Regions from separate parts of the Mus musculus genome. Here region 2 is linked to region 1. The links are chromatin contacts, found by POLR2A ChIA-PET in ENCODE. All regions are on one chromosome and are shown on one strand. The core of a region is the stretch at or near the end of the contact, and the rest is flanking DNA. Distances in the headings are between cores, read along the strand shown.

Region 1 (4,918 bases), core at 659-3,158:
CCATGGTGTCCAGCTGGGAGATTTGCTTCCCATGGTTGACAGACAGGCTCCTAGATGTTCCAAAGAAAGTTACATGACCTAAGAGCCAAAGGGGCTCTGGTTTTCCTCACAGAGCAGATGAACTGTGTGTCCTGGGATACACAACTCAGCAAGAGACAAACCTAGACTTATTGGACCTCAGGGTCAGCAGTCTGTGGCTTCTTCCACTTTGGCTTGCTCTTTCTCAAAATAAAAGTAAGAGAGAGAGGAAGTGAGAGAGGGAGGGTGGGATGGAGGAAGCAAGAAGGAAGACACTATCACTAAGAAAAAGGTACTTTGGGCTGGTGAGATGGCTCAGTGGTTACTGGCTGGTCACCAAGCCCGAGGTCCTGAGTTTGACCCCTGGAACCTATGTGGTATAATGAGAGAATGGCCACCAGTACTTTGTCCTCTGATCTCGACACACACACACACACACACACACACACACACACACACTCCACACGTACACCTACATACTTACACACGCTCTCCAAATCCGTACACCTGCACACTTACACACGACAAATGCAAAATGTAAAAGGTTTAAAAATATTTATTTCTAATATTTTTAAATTACATGTCTTTGCATATATGTCAGAGTCAGCACAAACATGAGAGCGCAGGTGCCCAGGAGGCCCAACTTGTGTGATCCTCCTGAAGCTGAGAACGGGTGCTGAACCCAAAGTGCTGGTCTTCCTTAAAGACAGTGATCTTAACTCGCTGAACCCAATACTCCAGCCTCACGTATAAACACACACACACACACACACACACACACACACACACCACACCACACACACACCACACACCACACACACACACACACACACACACACACGGGCTGGGGGGGAGGGAGGGGGAGAGAGAGAGGGAAAGAGAGAGAGAGAGATAGAAGGAAGAAGAAGAAGAAGAAGAAGAAGAAGAAGAAGAAGAAGAAGAAGAAGAAGAAGAAGAAGAAGGGAAGGAAGGAAGGAAGGAAGGAAGGAAGAGGAGGAGGAGGAGGAGGAGGAGGAGGAGGAGGAGGAGGAGGAGGAGAAGACGACAAAGAGGAAGACGACGACAAAGAAGAGGAGGAGAAGCTGTGGGAAGGCCACTCCCTTGGCTTCAAGCATCCCTCTACAGTGACTACAGAACAGAAGGGGCTCGAATTGCCTCTCACAGCAGCTTGGGTTGAAGAACCTTGTTATCCACATCTACTAATAGAGGATTCAGGGCTGTACACACTTGTTAATCTGGGGAGAAACTTGTAATGGAGAATTTAAATAAGTATTAAAGTTGGCCTTTCCTAGAGCCACCCAGAGCCCTGTGTAGTCACTGTGCCCAGCTCCTCGACCAACACTGCTCCACCAGGCCCACTACTTCCTTATCTCATCTCCGGAGCTTAGCTGCTGCGCCTCTGCCCGAGGGAAACTGGATCTTAGTCCCTGGACAGTCGCTCCAGCTCCGCGGGGCTCCCAGGATACTGCAGCATCGGATTTCGCGTGGCAGCCCAGCTTCCCTAACTCGTATCCCCTCCCGCCCGGGAACCCTGGAACCAATCGCAGAGACGCAGAGCTCCGGGTTGTAGAGTCCCAAGCTCGGGACCCGCCCCTCTTTGTTGCGGTGTCCAATGGCCGCATTCGGAACATCGGCGGCTGCCCGGGTGACTCAGTTATATGTCACAGAATAACATTCGAGAATGGGACATGGAATGAGGCGACGACCGCCTCAACCCCAACAGCCTTCTGCAGCAATGAGGCCGGCCCGAGGTGGGTCCCCGGGCCCCGCGCGCGTCGTGGCGGCCCGCAGCTGCCACTCGCGGTGCCCGCGCGGGACCCGCGGGAAGGGGGCGGCGCTGCGCTTGCCCGGGAACCCCGGCTGGAGCCGCCCCTCTCGCGCCAGGGTTCGGGGGGCTTCCGGGAAGACGCCAGGCCTCCCTAACAAGCAGAGGCTGCTGCGGCTCCCTCGCGCCAACCCCGGGCGCTCACGTGCCCGCTCGCTGTGGGACCGTGGCAGTCCACCACATCTGGGGACCCAGGGATGCGTGAAGCTGGAGGGGACCCTCGAGTCTTCTTGCTACACAGCTGTCTTGCTTTTTCCTACCCCGTCCCCTCCTCACCCCGCGCTCCTTGCATGCCTCCCCATCCCCGAGTGCAGCTGGGTGTGAGGCTTCGTGGCGTCTTTCCAGCCGCCTTGCTAGGTAATCGGCGGGGCTGGAAGCTCGCGTTAGTCCTGAAGGGTGGGTCTGGGGCAGCGAGGCGGGAACCCCCATGCCTGTCTTATTGAGCTGCAGTGTCTGCTGTTTCCACTGCTTTCAGGCCCGGTCGGTGAGCGGGGTTCCCTTCGTGTGTCCTACGGCCGCGAGAGTTAAAGGCCACCCCAACCTCCCGCGGGGCCCTGATCCCCGGCGTGCCGGCGTCCTCCGCCCCCTTGCCGTGTGCCCCTCATCATGACCGGCTCTGCCGCCGACACTCACCGCTGCCCCCACCCCAAAATCACCAAAGGCACCCGATCCCGGAGCAGCCACGCGCGGCCCGTGAGCCTCGCCACCAGCGGGGGCTCCGAGGAGGAGGACAAAGACGGCGGGGTGCTGTTCCACGTGAACAAGAGCGGGTTCCCGATCGATAGCCACACCTGGGAGCGGATGTGGCTGCACGTTGCCAAGGTCCACCCCAGAGGGGGAGAGATGGTAGGCGCCATCAGAAACGCTGCCTTCCTGGCTAAGGTCAGTGGCTTCGCTGGAAAGGGTGGGATGGGATGGGCGGGTTGGCAGGGATGGGACCTGCTCAGCCCATCCTTGGCAGGGCAGGGAGAAGAGACCTCGTGTCCAGCTACTGAGTCCTGTTCTGCTGCCAAGAGGAGCAGGCAGGGGGCTTGCTGGCTAAGCTCTGAGGTTGGGCTGAGCCAAATCCATTATGTATTCAGCTCCTGTAATATCTTCATCAAAAGCTAATGTCACCAGGTCAACACCAACCACTCCAAGAAAGCATAGAACCCCAGGGTCCACCCTATCTGCCCTCCGTGAGTGTTTTACCTCCCCCCCCACCCCCAGGTCTCCCTAGCAAATGACTTATGGAGTGAATTTGTAATCAATCAGCCAGACTTCTCAGTGTGAATCATTCCTAGAGTTTTTGCTAACCATCTTCATCTTCATCATCACACTCTTCCTATCCTTTTATGACAGTGATTTTTGATTTTTACCTCTGAAGCTTACAGAGAACAGTGACCTGTCCCTTACCAGCTTAATCTGGCGCCAATGAAGCATTTGGCTGTGGCTTAAAGGGACTTTCCAGGACACTGGATGAATTAGTCTCTGGAGTAAAGGGAGACACCAAGTGACCCTCTCTTTTTTACTCGGGAGAGCAGCCAGGGAGCAACTGAGCTCAGTGGCCAAGGATATGGTTACAGAGAGACATGTTCTCTGGTGGGAGTGTCGTGTTATATAAAATGAAAACCTGGAGTGTGGCCATGGAGGTGGCTTCCCTGGACCCCAGGGATCCCGTTTGCTGAGCAGGACTCCTGAGAGGTGCAGGAATCACATATCCCAGAGACATGGCAGCAGTCAGTCCCGGTCCTGGCTGGCGACAGCTGAGCATGCAAGCCTGCAGGCCAGAAGGCTGTGTGTGTCCTTGGGGAAGTGGAGGATGTTCTCTGCTTCCTGCTTCATCGTGTTTTATTACTTTGCTAGGCAGGGAGTTTATTCTGTCCAAAGGATAGGAGCTTACCTGCGCTAGAAGCTTGTCTGTGGGAGTATCAGCAGTAATAATCCTTGCTCTTGAACTCGGGCAGCCCTGGCTCTGACTTCAGCATCTTTCTCTGCTTACCATGAGTCACCAGAGTCTTTAAACATGAGAGAGTTGGGCAGAGGGAGTGGAGACTGAATGCCACTGTTTTGAGCAGGCTTTCTGAATCCTGCACCTCACTCACTGTGCCTTCGTTTTTACCCCAGCTCCATGTGCGGGGAGCCCTTCTCCATGTGACAAGCATTGGATCTTACTATTGAAGATATCTCTCGAGTCCTGAGAGTTAGGCAGGAGTGTGATTGAGACAGTGGGACACTGCCTTTGTTCTCTGTGGCCTCCTCTCCCTTCCCTCTCTCCTCTTTGCTCCTTCCCGTTCCTTCTTTTCCTCTTTCTCCTCTTTTTTCTCCGCCTCTCTCTTCTTCCACTTCTTCGTCTTTCTTTTCCACTTCTTTTTCGTGTCTGTCTGCTCTTGGCTAGGACTGTGGCTGGTTTGCCACAGATGCAGTATTCGAAGTATCCACCAGGTAATTTAGAACATAGGTTTCTACTCCCCAAGACTAACACCTGATGCTTCCAGGATTGTAGCTGAGTACTTCCTTTTTATAAAAGGATATTCTGCGCAGGAATGGTGGTGAAGATCTGAACTCTAAACACTCAGGAGGGAGAGGCAAAAATTATAAATTCAAGGCTACCTTGGGCCCCACAGTGAGTTCAAAGCCAGCCTAGAATGTGTACTGAGACCTTGTTTCAAAAAAAGAAAAAGAACATTCACTTTTCTTATAAGTATCTTTTGTATTTTCATTGTAACCAAGAGCCTCCGGACAGTTGCTGATAAGCCGGGACTCCCTCAGCCCAGTGCAGGCACTTGTCTGCTTTTAAGTTTGTTGCTTTTGTTTTGTTTGTTCATTTTCTGAGACAGGGTCTCACACTGAAGCCTTGATTGTCCTGGAACTGGCTGTGTAGACCCAGCTTACCTCTAACTCATAGATGTCTGCCTGTCTCTTCCTCCTGCCTGGTCTTTTTCATTTATTTTTTTTTAAAATTTGAAGATTTATTTTGTGTATGGGTGCTTTGCTGGCATCTGTGTCTGTACACCATGAATACCACACAGGTCAGAAGTCTGTTGGATCCTCTAGAACAGGAGTTAGAGACAGTTGTGAGTCTCCATGGGCACT
Region 2 (4,780 bases), core at 983-3,482, 84 kb before region 1:
AGTGACTCTGACACAGAACTCAAACGCGTTAGTAAAAAATAATGGACTCTTGGTGAACTGGAATGGAAACAGTGGGAAAATTAACTCTTAGGAGAGGGGCTAAATACCCATGGCGCATGGTAGAGACTGCACTGGCTCTATCTATAACACCGTCACTACGGCCAGATAAGTGACAAACAACAGAGAGTGGCAGCCTCTAGAGAAGTGCAGGGCTATGCAACAGTAAGTTGTCCCCAGGAAGGGTTCAGGATGGATGGGGAAGTCAAGGAGGACTTAAAATACGAGATTGTTTGAAACTGTTGTCAATGGGCACGCCTTCTGTACCACTTCTATAATTAAGAAGTAAGCATAAATAATGACTGATAATTATGAGCTAGAGTATGTATTCTATACTAGTATCTTATAAAAAGGGCTGTGATATAGCTCAGTGGACAACACTTTGCTAGCAAGAGCAAGGAAGGCTCTGCTTTCAATTCTTAGCACTAAAGGGAAAAAAAAACCTATTTTATAGGATAAGATTCTTACTATATTAAACTCTTGAGGACATTTAGAAAACAAATTGTCTTTGAAATACTCATTGCTGTTTCATCTATCATTTAAGAATGTCACTGTGTTTCTCAGTCTTTCCTAGATGTTTATCAACAAACCTTCTCTACTTCTGATTCTCTTTAAGATCTCATTCAACAAGCTATTAGAGGTGAAGTCACATTTGTCTATTCCTACATGTAAATGTTCTCATTATCTTAGCATTTTTCTATAATCAGATAAACCCTCTTAGTTACAGTCATCTCCCAAGATAACTATTAAAAACATTAAGTGCCGTTTCTCTCCTTGCCTTACTTCTAAGGAGAGAATAACACAGGAGCTACTATTCCCAAAACTGGGGTATAAAACTACAATCCAAGGAAGGTTTCTTCATTATTCTTTCCCTTAACCACTGTTGTTTTAGTTTTTGATGCTGACAACCTCTATATTTACTCTGCACTCTTGTCATTGGTCATGAATGTGCTGTTACAAGCTTGAAACTTTCCCCTACATATAGGCTGTTTATCTGCTTGAGTTAGCAGTCCTTCGATCTCTAGTGTCTTTTCCCAGAAACCATCATATTCAGGGGTACACAAAATATAGGAGAAATAAGTGTGTTCTAAGGGTTTATGGGTGCCGGGGGAGCAACAGGATGCACAGGTTCTACGTAGCCCTGGCTTGTCTGGAACTCACGGCGTGGACCAGACTAGTCTCGAACTCACAGAGATTTGCATGCCCCTGCCTTCCGAGTACTTGGCATACACTGTCATGACCAGCTCAACTAGAACTTGGTAAAATTTAACACCAAGACAGCTTCTTCATCTATTTTCAACTTAAAAAGAAAATGTTTTCTCCCCGAATCCACACGATGTTATAAAAACAAACAAAAACAATAACAATGACCAAAAACCTAGCCAGATGACTGACTTCAAGGATTATCATTTCCTGGAGAATTCCTCATACCAACCAGCAAAGTTGCGCTGGCCCACAGGAGAGCGACTTTGTCTTTACTGCGCACTTAACTACCAAAAGAAATGTTTTGTAAAACACAAGATTTGAAAGCTTGCTATGAAAGCAAAATGTGATGCCTTGTTTATACGTATAGCGCTGTACATGTTCAAGAATATGGGTACACTTAATACCGCCTGCTTCTTAAGATTACATACGTGTTCGCCCTGTATGTTCCTGACAGGAAGCAGCACCCAGGCGGCACTAGCATCTAGTTGCCTTCCCTGGCATTTCCCAAGCCAGTCTTGGGCATCGTTCCATCTGCGAAGGCCTGACATGGGCCCCGAGCCAGAGCCAGGATGCGCTGGGTGAGGACCGGGAAAGAGGGGTCCGTACCCACTGTGCGTCCCGCAGCGCGAGCTCGCGGACGTCCTCCGGCAGCACGGCCCCGAGCTCCTGCACGAAGCGACCGCACATCTCCATCACTTCCATCACCGCCCTCTTCAAGGTGCAGCGCACTCGGAAGTCCTCTAGGGGAGAGTCTGCTGCCGTGGCCTGAGGGTCTGAGGCGGCCTGGGCATCGTGGTCCTGCGGGGCGGAGACGAGCACTGTTTCAGAGACAGCCGCCATCTTCCCGGTTTAAACTAAGGCGGGAATCGCTGAGACCGGAAGGATGCTTCCCTCCCTGGAACGCTCCTGCACGCGTCCGACTGGAAACCCGATCCGCCGCCGCCGCAAGGTTCCGCCTCGGGTTCCGCGGCCCCAGAGTTCCGCCGCCTGGCTTGCAGTCGAGAAGCCTGCAGGAGTAGCTATGGGTTTGGGGTTAGTGGACTGTCACTGCCATCTCTCCGCCTCGGACTTTGACAACGTATGTGAGGGGGACTTGGGGCTTGCGGGAGTCGGGAGGGCCGTGTCTCCTTTCCCGCAAGTTTTTCTCCCCCAAATCCTCAGACCGTACCTAGTCTATGGCGACCCTTTCGAACCAGCGTCCTGGAACTGACATTCCTCATCTTACACGGCGGTTAACTATTTCTATGAAGCTTTAGTTTGTCGTCTCAACACCCCTTTCTCCTACCACTCTTGAGGTGTGCTGATCCATCCAAGCCCTTAGCAGAGGTTCTAGTTCTGGCCCGGCAGAGGGACAAACAAAAATAATAACACTTGATGGAGTGAATGTGTAGGGATGGAAATAGGTTTTACCGGCTACATTGGGGAAAGTGAAGAGGAAGGAGAAGTAGGTGCCTTTTTCTTAGGAGGTGACGCTTAGGGTGTGAGTGTATGGTAGTGATGAACACCGGCAGGTTGTAGACCTCCCATACATTATAGAATTTGATCTGTTTTAGTTAACCAGCAGCTGGAAACACTTAATAAAGGAGAAATTTCCAGGAGCTGGGAAGGGTAGGTCAAGGTCAGTAAGACATTTGGATTGCATTAGATGCACAGTCTTAACCCTTAAAAGTTTAAAAACAAACCCATTTTAAATATATATAGAGAGCGAATATTCTGAAGACAAATTTGCTGCTGAGTGGCAAAAAGGTGGAGGAGAGAAAGTGAGAGCATTTAGGAAACGTCTCAGTTTACAGACAAGAGCTGGTAGAAGCCAGTACAGTGAGAATATCATGAGAATACCATGTACTCAACAAATTTTAGGAATAACACCAACAGTACATGCATGCCTTGGATAAGAACAGCAAGGGGAGGAAGAAATCGAGCATGACTTAGATTTCAGTTTGTGCTTCCTGTAAGGAAGATGGTGATGGCCTTTGCTGAGACGAGAAAAGGTTTGGGATCAGAGTGGGCAGGTGGGCAGCTGGAAATCCTAGTGGGGGGATATTGGTTAAGTCTGATCTCATCCAAGTGGAAAGATTAGAATACATAATCATTTCAAATGTGAGTCGTGGGTCTTGGAGAGAGTAAAAACTCTGTAAGTTGGAGATTCAGCATGGTATCAAAAACCACGAGAAGGGGAGGATATAGCTTAGTGATAGAGATCTTACATAGTGTGGTCGAGGATGTTAAACAAACAAAGGAAAAAGGCAGAATCCCTTAAGGCAAGTGGAAAGAGAACAGAAGAGCTTGAAGTCACAAAAAGGACAGAGAATCAGTCAAGGAGACTGAAGAGTTACCTACCACTAGGCTGTGAAAGCAAATCATGAGGGAAATGTCCAGAAGCCTCTGAGGGACAGAGTGAGAGAGGACAGGAAAGCTCTGTGTGTTTGGCAACAGAGATCTCTGTTTTGATATAGTGTGCATCATGGACTGTGAGAGTAAGGAGGAGGGTGACTTCATTTTCTGCCACTCTGTTCCTTGCTAACAATGTTGTCCTTAATGGTGCCTCTGCTGCCTGTATATGGACCAAGAGCAGTTAATTACTCGTGTAAAACAAACGTGGTTGCTTCTGTTTGTTGTAGGATCTGGATGATGTGTTGGAGAAAGCCAGGAAGGTAAGCTAGAATCCATATCCCCCCCCCTTTTGTGCCCTTCCTGTTTCATTCAACATACTGTTTTTAGGGACCAAGTAGGCAGACTCTGCTGTTTCCGTGGTCAGCAGTATATTTAAGCTCTCACTCTGTGCCAGCCACAGAGCTAACCCCCCACTGAACTTTAGATCATTTAAAGTCTCACCTTCTGAGGAAGTTACTCTTTTATAGTCATATATTCTCCATTTGATAGATGAGGAATCTAATGTCTGCAGGTTAGTAGCAGGACAAAGGCACATGCTAATGAAATGATAGAGACATGCTGGTCTGATTTAAAAATGTGTCCCTACAGCCACCATGCTTAGCAGCACTGGAGAATGGGGCAGTCAGTCTTTTGAGTTTTAAAGTCATATTATTTTGGAGATCAAGGGTGTATTACAGTCTTTGGAAACATTTTGGTTTGTTAGAAAAAGTTATCAAGGGCTGTAGAGATGTCTCAGTGGAGAAAAGCACTTGCAAGTCTGATATTGCAAGCTCAATTCCTGGGACTGCAGTGGAAGCACAGAACTGACTCCAACTCCAGAAAGGTGTCCTCTGATTTCCACTCACTGCATGCGGTGTGTACACAGTGCACACACACACACATACTGCAGGCACACACATAGAGAATAAAATTTAAAAGTAAAAATTACAGAATCTTGGAAGTATTTCTGGAATTACGTGTACACTGCCATTGTGGCAGCTTAACTGGCTTGTGGGCTTTGGGATCACATGAGCCTAAGGATGGTGGTTCCTCCCAAAATGCAGTTTCTGTCCAATGAATTAAAGAAATGCTTACCTTTGGTCTTTATAGGTTAATGAGGTGACATTAATACGCAGTAAACATA

What was found. ChIA-PET counts read pairs that join two places held with the same protein, here RNA polymerase II (POLR2A).
Region 2: POLR2A ChIA-PET joins it to region 1 with 15 read pairs in Patski. The contact joins the promoter of Tatdn3 here to the promoter of Vash2 in region 1. POLR2A ChIA-PET finds 5 or more read pairs at or near these places in 3 of 5 experiments (Patski and embryonic stem cell).

Annotation. Positions count from the first base shown.
Region 1 is chr1:190,975,988-190,980,905 of GRCm38, reverse strand. Vash2 (vasohibin 2) reads left to right here and starts at 1,908. Exons shown (of 8, transcript NM_144879.2): 1 at 1,908-2,200; 2 at 2,319-2,725. The coding sequence starts at 2,450.
Region 2 is chr1:191,060,362-191,065,141 of GRCm38, reverse strand. It overlaps Tatdn3 (TatD DNase domain containing 3), which reads left to right and starts at 2,232. Exons shown (of 10, transcript NM_001357166.1): 1 at 2,232-2,341; 2 at 3,885-3,917. The coding sequence starts at 2,285. It overlaps Nsl1 (NSL1, MIS12 kinetochore complex component), which reads right to left and starts at 2,121. Exons shown (of 6, transcript NM_198654.3): 1 at 1,870-2,121. The coding sequence starts at 2,103.